Linked DNA regions of Homo sapiens: region 2 is linked to region 1. A link is an interaction called in ENCODE POLR2A ChIA-PET data of the cell type or tissue named here. Cell type or tissue: OCI-LY7. All regions are shown on one strand.

Region 1 (5,000 bases):
AGGCATTCACAATGGAGGCAATTTTCTTAAGTACATGTTCAAGGCAAACAAGGGTCACCTGGTATGGATGTAGCTGTTGAGCGTTAGCTGAGCCTCATCTTGAAGGGCTGCAATGGCGGCAGCATTCCGGAAACTTCTCAGTTCAGAACCACTATGTGTAGGAACTAGAAATGAAGACCAGGAAACTGTGATAGACAGCATAGAAATTGCATCTGGGAGCCGAGCGCAGTGCTCACGCCTGTAATCCCAGCACTTTGGGAGGCCGAGGCAGGCGGATCACTTGAGGTCAGCAGTTCGAGACCAACCTGGCCAACATGGTGAAACCCTGTTTCTACTAAAAATACAAAAATTAGCCAGGCATGGTGGCATGTGTCTGTAATCCCAGCTACTTGGGAGGCTGAGGCAGGAGAATTGCTTAAACCCAGGAGGCAGAGGTTGCAGTGAGCTGAGATGGTGCCATTGGACTCCAGCCTGGGTGACAAGAGCAAGACACCATCTCCACAAAAATTTAAAAAATAAAAAAAAAGAAAGAAAAAAAGAAATTGGGTCTGGGAATGCACCTCTCTGGAAGTTGATGCCCAGCAGAACATGCAGGTTCCCATAGCAATAAAAAATGGGGCCAGATTAAGAGTATCAGCTCCCTTGAAAACCATCACCTCTTTTTGCAAAGGTCAGTTCAGACTTCGAGGTGGCTGAATTAGTGAGGTGGCAAAACTGGGGAAGGAGAAGAAACAGGGGTCTGTGTCTGCTTACCGGCTTTGAAAGTGACGATGCATTTTAGACAGGCAAATTCAGTAGCATCTAACCGGAGTTGTCTAAATCGAGCCACCACCTCTTGTAAAGCCTGTATTTCAGATATGATCTTGTTCAGCTTCTGGGAATCTGTGTTGTCACCGTTCATGCCTAGAATAAAAATATGGGATAAATACTCTAATATGAAGGCATTTTCATGATTTAATATTGATTTTTGACAAAATCCTGCATATCAATATCTATTCAATTGTCACTCTAAGATATCTGATTCCATGTAAACCGGCTATATTGTATGAAAGTTAATATAAAATCTTCTCTTGGATGATAACAAACACAGTAATTTGCATTTAAATAACAATGCAAGCAGTCATGAATACAACAAAACAACATTATTTGCATTTAAATATAGATTTATAAATGACAGGTATACTCTATTGTTCAGCAGGAATTTGTTATTCTTTACATGTTGTTCTTTTTTCAGTAATGTATTTTTATGGTAATTTCTACAACAAAGTCATTAAATTGTGCAATTCTTACCAGATACAGCCAGTAGAGTGTTAGCATCAACCGGAATGGCCCATTGTGCTATTCCTAGAACAAACAGTTCTCTCCAAGCATCTTCCAAAAGCATCAGCTGTCATACAATAGATGTATAATATAATATAGTGTGTAATTTATAAATTTATAAACAATTTCACTATGTAAATTTCCATTATTTTAAAAAGTGTTTTAAATGCCTGTCTTGGTAATTTTTTCTGAATATTCTAGCTTTCCCTTATTTTCCCATATTTTCCTTTTGAAAAGGTGCCTATAGATATGCATATGGATTTGAGAGTCAGCCATTCCAATTCTCCAAAGTTTCCTTCTCTCAGAAAAGGATTTGCCCCTCTTGTCCTTGTATCCACCCATTCCTGACCACCTAGAAGCTCCTCTAGAGAGCGAGGCTTTATGAAATGCCAGCAGCTCAGCAGGTGGATTCCCCTCACAGAGAATGCTGCTATTAGCAGGGTTGAGGATTCCTCAGACGCTTGCAGAGCTGGGTCCCCATCTTCCTGGAGGGTTGAGGGGGCTGGGCTGGGAGAGAGACAGAGATCACTAATTCCCAAGAGGCACTGGGGGAAATCAGGGTGTAATTATGTTAATCGGGTTTTGCTGAGTTTTCCTCGTCTCACTGCTTGATTTTTCTGAGACCCATAAATGGACAGCATCAAGGTGCTTGTCATTTTTATTCTAATAAAATGTGCTACTGAATATTTAAAATGAAAATCTGTCTCTTTTTCCAAATTAATATACCAGATTCCACTTCACTGCAGGTTGCTTGTTGTCGAAGGATTTCTACCAAAGGGCTAAGTGGCAGACAGTAAGTAAATTTTGTTTGGGTGAGAGTATACAAATACTTATTTTGAAAAAAAATAGCCAGTCTACACACACACACACACACACACACACACACACACACACACAGGAAGTGGTTAGAGCTAACCAGTAAACCTGGTCAAAGATAGGACCTAACTACCTTTAAAAATCTCAAAACTCAAAAGCCAGTCAACTCTAAATGATTTATGTAAAAGGATTTCTTTTGGGAGCTAAGAGCTGAATCATGAAGGCTTGTAACCAAAATCACAATTAGACCAAAGGGTTTAATTTTTTTAATGTTTTATTTTTAGTTTTATTCCATCAAGTACAGGAAATAATTATAAAATGCAAGGTAAACAATATTTAATTCTGGCCATATTTGAAAGGGCAGGCCATGAAAACAAGAACATCTCATGCTAGAAAATGAAATGCTTTTAGCACATTGCCCGATCTTTCCGTAGGAAACATACTTCATATAAAGGGGCACTATTATGCTTTAATTAGGTATGAAATGAATTGAAGAAATAAATCCTTTGCTTTTAGAACTACTTATTAGCCTTTGGAAAATTTGTCATTAATTCCTGTGAATGCACTGGTAACAGCCAATGGTTGGGAACACTTTATTTTCTTTCTTTCCTTTAAGGTTAGAAAAATGTTAGCATTTCTAATATTCCTATCAACAAAATTTCTGGGTCTCAGTACAATACAATGTTTCACTGCACACACTTTTTCTTCCCCTGAATGTCATTTACAACCACGGAATTAAGCAAAATGCCTATTTGTTTACAAAATGTCTAAAAGTACATGAAGAATCAAGGAAGAACCTAGCCTACAGGAGGTGTGCACTGTGCCCTTTGGTTTTACATGCTTATCAATTAATGACCAAAACTGGGAGCATCGCAATGGAGAATATAAAGCTGGGAATATAAAATAATAACATCAGTTCTGAAAAATCTCATGAGGGCATACTCTTACCACCTTCTACTTCTCTCAGTTCCAATGTTCTTAGTAAAACATTGTTTCATCAACAGTTTTAGAAAATCATTACAATTTTAAAATTTGAGATTATATTTGCTGTTCCAATCAAACAAAAAGAGGTAATGTTCTTGTATGTGTGTTTTCACAGACTGGACCCATCCTTTCTGAAATAATGTAATTACGTTTCTTACTAAGGATCATATAGGTAGATATTTTGAACCCACAGGAAGAAGCAAGTAAAAACAAGTAGTTTCCTCACTGCTATTAAGAATGGATGCCTGCCTTGGGTGGTTTACCCAGGGATAGAGGAAGTTTTATAAGGCTGAGTGCTACTGCTTCTTTCCCAGCTCTCTTTCTCCCAAGGCCTCAGTGTGGTCATACCTGGTCTTGCAAAGACAGCGTGGAGAAGGCTGGCACACTCTTAGCCCACTTGATGCTCATGAAGAGAAGTCTGGCAGCTGATTCACACACCGACTCCGTGGCCACTTCATAGAGATACATTGGGGTCCCATTCACTTCATGGGGGTACTGGGTAGGGAAGAAAGAAAGACACCTGGAAGTGAGGAAACCACAGCTTTGCAAGAAGAACCAAACTTTTAATTTCTAATTAAAGCAAGGAAGGGGATAAAAAAGAATTTGGATGTTTTGTTTAAACATGCAGTTGACATTGGTGGGTAAAAAAATCAAACATCGCTGTCTATAGAGTTTGAAAAGTAATACTGGTTGGGGGAGGTCCATTTCCACTCTTTGGGAGCCTCTCCCTTCCAGAAGGCCCTCTGGCTTTTCTATCCCCTGCAGCAAATTTTCCTTGGGCTGAGCCAAGTGCCAAGCCTGGCTCCCAATTTAGACAAGAGCTGCTTGCATTTGTGTAAATAAAAATAGATGTGAAAAAGTATAAATTAATAGGCATCCCAAACACAAATATGCATATGAGTATTTTTAGAAAGGATTAGTATATTATGGAAATATTTCAATTAGACATCTTAATCATTCACAGAGCATTCCCATTCATAACTGACAACATATTCATAACACTACTTTCCAGAGCTTATTATACACATCAAGGGTAAGAAAGCCATATTAAATATTGTGCGTGTGCATGTGCCCAGGTGTCTGGCTTCCCTGCAGTGTGGGGCTGCAGCTGGCCCTCCTCTGAGGGAGATCCTAGGCCCTCATCAGCCTGGAGTGGGGGTGTTAGTAGGTATCAGCTGTAGGCCTGGAGGGTAGGCCTTAGGTGGCAGCCTTTCCAGGTGGTTCAGGCTGTGGCCCTGCTCCTATGGAATCAACCCTGCTGTAAATCCACCTGCCTCAGAAGTAGGTGAGGGGAGCATGGGAAATGAACTCAGATTCCTCAAACTGTTCTAACAGTGTGATCTCCACATTTCGCACTTGCGTTAGAAACTCATGGCTTTGCCCAAGATCATACATGCCAAGATTTGGAATTCTGGAGCCCTTCCTCCAGCTGTAGCCAATTCCTCTCCTCTAAAAATGAACGTTGGTTCTTCTGGTCTTTAGGAACACCTGAGGCTGCCCTCTGGGTTTAGACGAGGTCTCCACCCACCACCCATTACCAGTGGGTGTTTCCTAAAGGTGCAGGTTCCTGGCCTCCACCCCAAACTTGCTGAAATGAAATTTCTGGGGGGATAAGATCCGGAGTGCACACTTGTAGCCACTCGGAGGTTGACTCTACTGTACACTCAAGTTTGAGCACCCCTGGCTGAACAAGGGAGAGCAGAAGGGCTGGAGCTCCATGCAGAGACCCGCCAAGCACCCTGGAGTTCTCTCCCCAGTTTGCCTGACCCCAATCACACAGCTCAGAAGAACTGGGTGCGTCCCTCTCCATTCGCTGGCACGAGTCTCTTTGGGCCCAGCAAGGCCGCTGACCTTGGGCGTGGGCTGAGCCAGGCTCACGA
Region 2 (5,000 bases), 260 kb before region 1:
GGCATGATCTTGGCTCACTGCAACCTTCTCCTCTTAGGTTCAAACAATTTTCATGCCTCAGCCTCCCAAGTAGGTGGGACTACAGGCATGTGTCACCATGCCCCGGTAATTTTTGTATTTTTAGTGGAGACAGGGTTTCTCCCTGTTGGCCAAGCTGGTCTCGAACTCCTGGCCTCAAGTGATCTGCTCCCCTCAGCCTCCCAAAGTGCTGGGATTGCAGGCATGAGCTACCACGCCCAGTCAAAAACTGCATTTTTCAAACCTTCGGAACCAACGTAATTGTGGTGGGTTTTAAGACTTGTACATTGTAAAATAATCTCTCCATCCCAACATGTTCTTCTTACAATGTGATGTTGATATTCCAGTTATCAAGAAGTGAAGTCTATGTCCCACTCCTTGAATGTTGTGACTATGATGGAAATGGTCTATGCAATAATATCCTAGGTGACACTTGAGGCAGCTTCTTATTGGTTGGAATGCTTGCTCCGGAACTCTGAAGTGCCAGTTGAGCATTTAATTGCCTGGAGGCTACTATGCTGTGAGAAAGCTTAAACTATCCCATACAGAGAGAGGAGGCCCTGGAGAGGCACTGAGATGACATGAAGACAGAGGTGTTGACAGTCCCCAGCTGTTCTAGCTGTAGCCACTCTTACTGAGGGAGCCAGAATTGCCAGCTGAGCCTTTACCAAATCCTTGACCTACAGAAACCAGGAGAGAATAAAGTAATGTTTTTTAAACCTCTTTTACAGTCATTTTACAGTAATTTGTTATGCAGCAAGAGATAATCAGAACAGCAATATCTGGGCACACTTGAGAAGTAGCAATGTTCTTCCTCCCTGAAAGTGCATCCTGGGTTGTACTGTTACGCAAGGGCTGAGGGCTGTTTATCATCTGCATCCAGGGCATAGATTGCATTTCCCCTCCTCCCATGCTGCAGGTGCTAAGGGGCTCAGGAGAGTAAAATAGGTGACCAACAATCCCCTGGAAATGAGGGGTTTCCCCAAGACTAAGGGGGGTTTCTGGATATAGAACTTTCAGTGCTAACACTAGGACAATCCTAGACAATCTGGGATGCTTGGTTACCCTGAGTGAAGACCCAAAGACTGGGTTGTGGCTAGTATAGGTATAGCATTTTGATTATATATCAGCAATTCTGAATTTGATTAGCATAAAATAACACCCAAGAAGCTGGTCCTCTAGGGAGGCCTACAAACCTAGGCTTTTGAACTAACATTTGAAGAACAGCCCTGAAAAACTAGCAAAAGTCATGGCTCCCTGCAATGCTGGCATGAGCAACCTGTTGGAGTCTCTATACAGATATCCCTAGCTCATCACTCCAAGTTGTCCAAACCCAACTCCCCAGGCCTCTCCTTTAGGACCTGGGCCCTATAACCAATCCCACCAGAGGAAAATACAGCATTGCCCAAAAACATGCATTCTACTCTCTCCTTGCCTCAAGATGTCCTGTGTTTTATATATATACTACATTACTTCTTGAGAAGAAAAGAGATATATGAATATATATTTCTCCCCTTGCCTCAAGATGTTCTGTGTTTTTCTTGATGTCATAAATGTGAAAAAATACTTTCTTTCCCTTGTTCCTGCTATAATTGCGAGAGCTCAGTCACCCAGTAAAAAAAAAAAAGAAGAAGGAAAAATGTCCTTATGCAGGGAACATGTCTTACTCAATCTCCCTGAGAAAAACCTGCCCTACTATGGTAAGCAATGGTCAATTTTTCATAAGCTATCTTTACTACAGACATCAAATACAGTGTCACAATACAGTCATATAAATATATTTGCCAGGTTCTCTATTTCTTTTAAACTACAATTTATCTTATATGACTCAGTATTCCTAATTTAGTCAAAAAGTTTTCTTATTTTTTGCTATTAAAAAATAAGGCTAATGAAAGTTATACAGCTTCAATTTCTCTTTCTGGGTAACTAACTTCTCGATCATATGAGTGATTAAGACCTACGAAATGATTGCATTTGTACATTCACTAATCACCACTGAGGAATACCTAATCAGCAGCAAAAGAACTATTACCAAAGCACTTAGATGTTAGCACTTAATTGTCTGAAAAATACTAACACTCAGTTTATATATATATATATATATTTTTTTTTTTTAAATAAACCTCAGATTTTCAGATTTCATTCACTTACGCTAGATTCTTCAAAGCTCTTTGCAGAAGGGTGGAGGCGGGGGGAAGCTAAGCTGCAAGTCGACAGTGAATCTAGTCAAAAGAGCATGATCTCTAAGAAATTTCCTAATTTCCAGTGATATTTACAAGGCCTGTGACCTCTTATCACCATCCAATTCTAATATACAACACTAATCAGCCAGCAAACAAAATTTATTTTAAAATAGTTTGCATATTTATATATACAAAGGACAAATACAATTACACAATCTAAAAAAAATGCAATTAGAAAATTTGGAGAGGAAAAGGAGGGAGGTTAGCACACCCTTCTGAGCATACTCATGTGTCAAAGGCCTTTGAGTTTGGAAAGAAAAATGTATGACTAAAGGAACTGTATTAAAGCAGTTTATATTGTCCCCAAAATCTATTGTGTGTATTTTTAGCAATCCTGAATAATACCATTAGAAAAACAGCCATCTCACAAAATAACTTTATATAGCTTCTACTCCATCCCAGTTGGAACAAAGAATAAAGACATTGTGGAGAAAATCTTTTAAAACTATAACATACTAACCTCTTAAGCAAAGATTGAAATAATAAACACAGATTTGCCCATCTTAGCATTTTTTATTATAAAAGCAATTTCACTTATCATAGAAATTTGGAACATGAGGAAAAAATCCCAACTACATAAATCGAACTTCTATCCCTTATCTAAGTGACTATATTAAATAGGCATTTAAAGAATCAAAATTATTAGTGTTTTTCTTGATTAACAGTCAACTAATTTATTTTATAAATTTTTAATGAGTAAACAACAAAAAAGAAAAAATGGTTGAGACTTTTCTTTTCCTTTTTTCTTTTTTTGAGATGGAGTCTCACTCTGTTGTGCAGGCTGGAGTGCAGTGGCATGATCTCAGCTCACTGCAACCTCTGCTTCCTGCGTTCAAGCAATTCTCCCTGCCTCAGCCTCCCAAGTAGCTGGGATTGCAGGTGCCCGCCACCATGCCCGGCTAATTTTTGTATTTTTTAGTAGAGACGGGGTTTCACCATGTTGGCCAGGCTGGTCTTGAACACCTGCCTCAGCCTCCCAAATTGCTGGCATTACAGGTGTGAGCCACCACGCCCAGTCGAGACTTTTTCTTATTCCAGGAAATAAAATTTTAAATAACTAAGATATATCATTTTACTTGATTCTTTAAGAAACGTATCCTTTTTAGGCCAGGTGCTGTGGCTCACGCCTGTAATCCCAGCACTTTGGGAGGCTGAGACAGGCAGATCACCTGAGGTCAGGAGTTTGAGACCAGCCTGCCCAACATGTTGAAACCCCATCTCTACTAAAAATACAAAAAGTAGCTGGGTGTGGTGGCATACACCTGTAATCCCAGCTACTCAGGAGGCTGAGGCAGGAGAATTGCTTGAACCTGGGAGGTGGAGGTTGCAATGAACTGAGACTGCTCCAGCCTGGGCAACAGAATGAGACTCCATCTCAAAAAATAAAATAAAAATGTATCTTTTTTGAACTGAAAAAGTGATCCATGCTTATTATAAAACATTCAAACAATATTAAAAGCATAACAGTAGAAATGAATACCCCTTTCTCAGAAAAAAGTTTGTTTATAGCTTATATAAGTTTTTCCTATACATATGGAGATTACAGAGGTAGACATCTATCATATTATATATAGTTCTATGCTTAATTTTTTTGATATCTTAAAAGTTCTATGAAAGAAAATAAACACTTAAATACAGAAAAGCTTAATTGCATACTGTACTAACTTTTTTTGCTAAGAATACAATTTAAGGGTGGGAGACTGAGTGGAGACTGTCTTACTTTATTTTGAGGCAGCTATACATTCTAAGACAGCTGTTTGAGTCATATTTAAAGTAATCATGTACTACTACTTCTAAGCTTAAACAATGATATATAAGAAAATTCAATACATAAGCTGCTCCATATTTTAAGCTTTTTATAATTTAAGTATAACTTAATACAGGAAAGTATACAAATTATAAGTGTCCGGCTCAGTCATGAAATAGAATATCACCAGAATCTCTGAAGCCCCCCTAATATCACCTTCTACTCCCCAGAGGTAACTACTATTCTAAGTCTAGCACCATAGAATTTTGCCTGTTTCTGGAGCTTTTTATAAGTGAAATCATACAGTATGTATTCTTTTGTGATAGGGTTCTTTTACGTCTGTGAGATTCTTCCATCTACATGGAAGATCAGGATGATACTAAAGATGTTTCATATATTTAATAAAATATGCCACACTGTTTTATATCACAAAAATGTGCACTTATGGTTTAACAAGTCCCCTCCAAATTTAATATTTATTTTGGATCAACCTAACAAACATAATTGAATACTACAGGTTGGGCACTTCCCTGGCTACTAGAGATATAATGATGAATAAGATATAGCGTTTGCTCTGACAGTCTGGTAGTAATCAGATATTTGTTCAAGTTATCATTTTCTTCTCTCGATCATAGACGTAATTTTTCAAGTTGATAAATTGAGAAGTCCTCTGCCAATTGTCACGCTGTGTGGTTTTAGCCTGTTACGTAACCTCTCCAGATGTCAGTTTTCTCCTCTACAAAATAAAGGAATTGATTACGATCCCTTTAAGCTCTAAATTTTTAACATTATCGTGAAGTTCTCTCACTTCAGGGCTCTTCAGGGCTGAGTTCTTCCTTGGGCTTACCTCACTTTAGAGCAGACCACACGGCCTGAGTCTACCTCAAGCTATATCAGCCTCCTTTGCTTTCTTGATCATCTCATATACCAAAGTAAATCAAAAACATTTTTTTCCATATCTCCCCACTCCTCTTTCCCTAGCTACCCTACTT

Evidence for each region. Peaks named below come from ENCODE experiments on the same cell type or tissue, not always from the same donor. Only the 100,000 strongest peaks of a DNase experiment are listed, where the experiment ranks them.
Region 2: POLR2A ChIA-PET joins it to region 1 with 7 read pairs; 2 of 35 experiments call an interaction of 5 or more read pairs at or near these places.

The regions. Positions count from the first base shown.
Region 1 is chr6:108,176,710-108,181,709 of GRCh38, reverse strand. It overlaps NR2E1 (nuclear receptor subfamily 2 group E member 1), which reads right to left. Exons shown (of 9, transcript NM_003269.5): 4 at 4,972-5,000; 5 at 3,469-3,615; 6 at 1,291-1,387; 7 at 754-903; 8 at 59-164. Among named protein-coding and RNA genes, the nearest start is that of NR2E1, 13 kb to the right of the region's middle. RefSeq lists an enhancer at 4,588-5,000. In OCI-LY7, no CTCF peak of the experiment used is centred here; a DNase peak (open chromatin) is centred at 2,229.
Region 2 is chr6:108,438,835-108,443,834 of GRCh38, reverse strand. The region is part of intron 7 of AFG1L (AFG1 like ATPase); the gene reads right to left. Among named protein-coding and RNA genes, the nearest start is that of FOXO3, 120 kb to the left of the region's middle. In OCI-LY7, no CTCF peak of the experiment used is centred here; no DNase peak of the experiment used is centred here.